Regions from separate parts of the Mus musculus genome. Here region 1 is linked to region 2. A link is a contact called in ENCODE Hi-C or POLR2A ChIA-PET data. All regions are on one chromosome and are shown on one strand. The core of a region is the stretch at or near the end of the contact, and the rest is flanking DNA. Distances in the headings are between cores, read along the strand shown. Region 1 holds the start of Pask (PAS domain containing serine/threonine kinase). Region 2 holds the start of Sned1 (sushi, nidogen and EGF-like domains 1).

Region 1 (2,700 bases), core at 42-2,541, 110 kb after region 2:
TGTGTGTGAGAGAGAGAGAGAAAGAGAAAGAGAGAAAGCACAACCATGGATGACAGAAAACAACTTTCAGGAGTCACTTCTCTCTTTCTACCCATGTGGGTCCAAAATTGTCAGACCTTGGCAGCAAGTGCCTTTACCCACTGAGCCATAATGCTGGGCCCAAACTGTAGGGCTTTGTTTCCTTTTGGGGTTTGTTTTGTTTTTTGTTTTGTTTTGTTTTTGAGGCAAGGTCTCCAGAGTCGTTGGAAGTGCTGGGAAGAGAGGAAGACACCATCAGCCTGACAATTGGTATTTTTGTGTGAAGGTGGGTATTAAACCCAGAGCTAGTCACCTATTGGGCAAACCTTCCACCACTGACTGATAAAGTATGACTATTTGCCTTCACTATTCTGCATATTACATACACAGGCACATGCACTCAGTATGTGATCCTAAAAAGCAACAACTCATTATGAAATAAGAGATGAGTAGCGACAGTGTTCAAGGCTATATGTGACACCACCAGACTCAAACAAAATAAAGATGAGTAGGTGTTAGATAGCAGTTTTCAAGTAGAGTGTTTTAATGTGAAAGATGTACAGGCATCTTCTCTAGGTATCTAAATGCACTAATTACTGTTACAGCAAACAATGATACGATCATACCGTGGTTTTTCTACTTTTAAAACCAACCTATTGACAAAGTTAGGACATGTAATTATGGCTTCTAAATACACTGCCAAAGTCACAAAACCTTACTGTTTTTTTAGACCTTGTATGACCTCAGAATATATTGATATGAGATCTTAATTTATATAAAAAATACCATTCTTCAAACTAAATTGTTAATGCTACAAATTTTTATCTTAAAAGTAATTACAGGAACTGGGCGGCTCCCTTTGTTAAAAGTTTTTTTCTATGCAAGCATGAGGACTTGCGTTTAAATCTTTAACCACATAAAAAGCCAGACGTGGCTACACATAACTGTAATCCCGAAATTAGGGGGTGAAGATAAGTGACTCCCCAGAGCTCACTGGCCCGCTAGTCTAACCTTAAAGCAAAGCTTCCAGTTCAATCAGAGGCTTTCGGGCGCTGGCGGCTCTTGAGCGCGGGTCAAACGGCCAGAACCCGCCACCACTCTGGGGCCGGGGCTGGGCGGAGGGAGTGCGGGCGCGCGAGGAAAGGGCCAGAGCCACTCCACGACAATGCGTAACTAACACTCGCCGCCACCCGGAGGTTTTTCGAAGGCTGGTGTCTCACCCCAGGCTGGCGCAAGTCTCAGTCGGATTCACAACGTGAAGATCCGCGCGCTTCTGGCCCACCGACCAATCGCAGAACGACTTAGGCAGCATAACAAGGGACCAAGAACCAACCAGACACCCTGATGGGCGGACCTCAGTGAAAGCAAGCAGCTGAGCGCGCGCAAACAGTTGCTAGGGACGCACCGGACACCCACTACAGAGCCTCGGAGGAGCCAAAAGACCCGATTTCTTCGCGCCTTTCCCCCCCCTCCACGCCCCACTCCAAGTGACTGCAGTTTACTCTTACGGGAGAACCGAGGACGGTGAGCGACGTGCAGCCCTTCTTACGACGGCCACCTTTCCAAGGCGAGGACAGTGAGAAGCGGACGACACAGTGGCTCGCCGTGGGCTGGAGGCCGCAAACGTGAGCCCCAGGACCGGACCGCGGCCCCTCCCGCCTTCTCCAAGCATCCCCTAAAGGTGGCCTGTGGCACCAGTGTATCAGCACGCAGGCGCAGAATAAACTGGTTTCCCTCGCCTACCGGCTCACCGTGAAGTGAGGCTCCCGAAGTCGGGGGTGCAAGTCTAGTCGGCTTCACCTGTGGCCTGTAGAACTCTCCTGTCCGCAGTACCTCTACGCCTCCGAAGTTGGCATAGTGACTTGAGCGAATCCGCAAGCTTGAAGTGTCTCCCATGCTGCCTAAAGACTTTCCGGGATGTCTGCTTTCTTCGTGCTCGCCTAGACTCTACTCATTCATCAAACCCCTAACCCAGGTGGAGCCGGAGCCTGTGGGAACTACAATCCCCATGAAACACTGCGCCCGCGCAAGCATTGTCAGCTCGCGCTTCTATACTTTGTTCCATTGGCTGGCCTATTGGACCTGGAATCCTGATTGGCCCATGGCCTAAGGCGACAGATTCCGGAAAGGGAAAGAGCAGCCAATATGGCGGCAGAGCGCGGCGCGGGGCAGCAACAGTCGCAGGAGATGATGGAGGGTGAGCGGCCCCTGTGGGTGACCGGGGAGCGGCGAGCTTCGGGCTGGGCGGTCACGGCCTCTTGCGGGATCGGAATTCGGCCTCCAGCCTCCGGCCACAGCCACAGAGCTCTGACAGCTGCCAATATGGCTGGACAGCCAGGGAGGCTCGGAGCCCGGGAGTCCCGTCCCGAGGGCGGTAGCGGCCAGAAAGACAAGACCCTGGGGAAAAACGTGGCGCGAGCCCGCCCAGGGAGATTGGCAAGGAAGCCGTGGCTATAGGAACCTAGTCTTAAAGCTCCGAAGTTGACAGGCGAGGGGGCAGGGAACCGTCCTCCGTCAGCTCACTGGGAAACTGAGGCTTCAGGCGTGGGGAATCTACGAAGTCCAGTTTGTTCACGCGGCATGAATGGAAAAGTCTGCTTTGAAGCGAATGGGTTGTGGCAGAGAGATGGATAAAAAGGAGCTCCGGAAATTGAGTTTACAAGGCGTTGTCTTGTTTTCTAG
Region 2 (2,700 bases), core at 34-2,533:
CAAACAAAAATGGTCTCCTTAAATTTGGTGCCTGGTCCCCGACGCTGAGGGTTGGGCGTATCACAGTGGTGAGTCTGCTAAGAACAGGATCTGTGTAAGCTAGGTACCCCTGACTGACACACGGAGAACTCTCTGCTATACTTGAAAAATAATATGCAATGTCCCTTGTGGAACTGAGACACAGCACATGCTTGTTAGAGAGATTTTGGGAAATCCAGAAAAATGCAAAGCCAGCACAAACCAGAATCTCCGGGGCAGCTGCTGCTACTTCTGTAGCTTTTCTTTTTCTTCCTTGCTTCTCTTTGAGAGGCAGCATCTTGTCTTTGGGGATCCCAGACTTGGCTTATAGTCACATTATCCAACAGTAGGATCTGGGTGCAGACAAGGTGGTGAGAACTGAGGCCCCCAAGAGGCGCCAAGGGGACACAGAAAAAGACCAGGTTGCACCCCTGAGGCAGGACAGCCACTTACAAAGCAATTCTTAAGAAGATCGAGAAAGGTTAAGGAGCCACAGCAACTAACTTGCCCCCAGGGCCTGGGTGACCAGCCTACCCCGCAGGTTTCCCTAACATTGTCCAGCTGTGCTGCATGACTGATCCCATAGGGGAAAGTCCTTACACGAGAGAAAGCTAAGTAAGTCTTCGAGTCTCCCAGACCCAAGGTTCATCCTCAGTGAAACCAGAAAAGGAATAGACCCTAGGACAGGTTTCAGCTGGTTCTGAAAGTTGATGTCCTAACTTAGGGCTGGGGTGTGGCCACGCAAGGTTTGTGTAAGTGTTGTAGGGAGAAGTGGCCCAGACTGGCATTCTGTCAGGAAAAGCCAGATGCTCTGGCCTGACAGGGACCCCAGAGGACACACAGGAAGCCTGTTCAAAATCAGGCCTTAGGGCAACAAGTCAGCTTCAGAACTGCTGGGTTTGCCCACGCTCCTCCTGTGGGCAGGCCTTAAGCTGGTGACAGGAGACTGTAAGTCCTCACCTCAACATAGCCCAAATGCAAGAGAGCAAAAGGGCCTCGGTTTGGAGGTGGAGCCAACCCAGTACTAGTTCGGCTTTAATGAGCCTCGACACAGAAGGGCCTGGGAGCTACGCTCCGCTCCCGCACCCTCCCACTCCGCGGACCAGCAAGTTAAAAATGCCACTATTTGCATGACCCCGCCTCTCCCCGCCCCTCCCGAGTGGCCGGCTGGGCAGGCTATTTAAACCCCGGTCCCCGCGTTAGGCAGGCGGTCCGCAGTCGTGCCTCACGCCTTCCTAAGCTGCGCGGGTCTCCGGAGTGCGACGCGAGCTAGCGGAAGGGAACTGTGCGGCCAGTCGGTCGTGCGGTGACTGCAGCCACCTGCCCGAGCCCCGTGGCCCGCCCTCAGATCCCGGCGATGCGCCTCGGCGCCGCCTGGGCGCTGCTGCTGGCCGCAGCCCTGGGGCTCGGGACGCGCGGGGTGCGCGCTGCCGTGGCCCTCGCCGACTTCTACCCGTTCGGCACGAAGCGCGGCGACACCGTCACCCCGAAGCAGGACGACGGCGGCTCAGGGCTGCAACCACTCTCGGTGCCCTTTCCGTTCTTCGGCGCCGAGCACTCCGGACTCTACGTGAGTAACCCCGAGCTCGAGGGGGCTCCGGGGAGGGCGCCGCTGCCCTCCACCCCAACTCTTGCCGCTGCCGCCGCCAGCAACTTGGCACCGCGGCAGCCAGAGGTGGAATGAGGACAGCGCTTCCTCTCTCCCGCGGCCAAGGCCGGACAGCGACTGGCGGGAGAGGCGTGGGCAGGGCGGGGCGAGCAACCGCCAGGGCACCTAGGCGACAGCCAGGCCAGCGGAACGCGGCGCGCCCCTGCTGCTCAAGGCCCGACCTGTTTGGGACGTTGGCAGAGTTCGACAGGCTTCCGCAGAGCTGCGGGTCCCCCAGTGCCTAGTGGGGAGCCTTCGATCCTGTTCCTTCACAGTGAGCTATGTGGTAGTAGGCACATGGCCTCTGGCCACAGTTACCCTAGTGGGGTATCTGGCTTGTGATGGTCTCAGCCCTCTCTAAGCCATTTCAACCTCACCCACAGTTAACACCCAAGGCCCACAGCCAGAAGGAATTCGGGCATGATTTGCTTAGTTGCAGGAGACCTGCGCTGGGCAGGGCTGGCAGCTAGGGGCAGTGTAGAGGGGCTTACCCCTTCCCCTCCCCATCTTAGTCCCCTGGAGGTTGGCCACCAAGATCAGACCCTCTAAACAGGGCTCCCAAGGGTAATTCCTCACTCCAGCCCCAGACACGAATGCTGGAGAGGTCTCAGTGGATTGCAGAACCTGAGTGCCAGCCTCCATGTTCTCAGGGTCTGACCCTGCGCCAGTCACCTGTGCACAAAGGGATGATCTGTAGTGAAATGAGCCTCCTGAATTACTCAAATCCACTTAGAAACGCCAGAGCCAACGTAGTCTATAGTTAAAGCACCATCTTCTCACACACCCTCTGCCGAATCCAACACCAATCACCATTAGCTCTACCAATGATTTTGCCATTAGTGCCACCACATCCACTATCACCGCCTCCACTGGCACACTCACCTCCGCCATAAGCACTGCTGCCTTCAGCCGCCATACTGTCATCCCTACCATCTTGAACACTGCCTCCATCACCAGCCACGTGGTCTGCATTGCCATCCTCCTGGCCACCACTGTCCACGGGGCCTATTCACCGCCACCACCATCTCCAGAAC

What was found. A loop is a pair of places that touch in the nucleus more often than their neighbours do. ChIA-PET counts read pairs that join two places held with the same protein, here RNA polymerase II (POLR2A).
Region 1: a loop to region 2 is called in a map of gastrocnemius, with 2.9 times the contacts of the local background. The contact joins the promoter of Pask here to the promoter of Sned1 in region 2. A Hi-C loop is called at or near these places in 8 of 37 maps with a recorded cell type or tissue (adrenal gland, gastrocnemius, heart and 1 more). POLR2A ChIA-PET finds 5 or more read pairs at or near these places in 3 of 5 experiments (Patski and embryonic stem cell).

The regions. Positions count from the first base shown.
Region 1 is chr1:93,341,497-93,344,196 of GRCm38, forward strand. It overlaps Pask (PAS domain containing serine/threonine kinase), which reads right to left and starts at 1,292. Exons shown (of 18, transcript NM_080850.2): 1 at 1,030-1,292. It overlaps Ppp1r7 (protein phosphatase 1, regulatory subunit 7), which reads left to right and starts at 2,132. Exons shown (of 10, transcript NM_023200.3): 1 at 2,132-2,215. The coding sequence starts at 2,164.
Region 2 is chr1:93,234,614-93,237,313 of GRCm38, forward strand. Sned1 (sushi, nidogen and EGF-like domains 1) reads left to right here and starts at 1,284. Exons shown (of 31, transcript NM_172463.4): 1 at 1,284-1,588. The coding sequence starts at 1,376.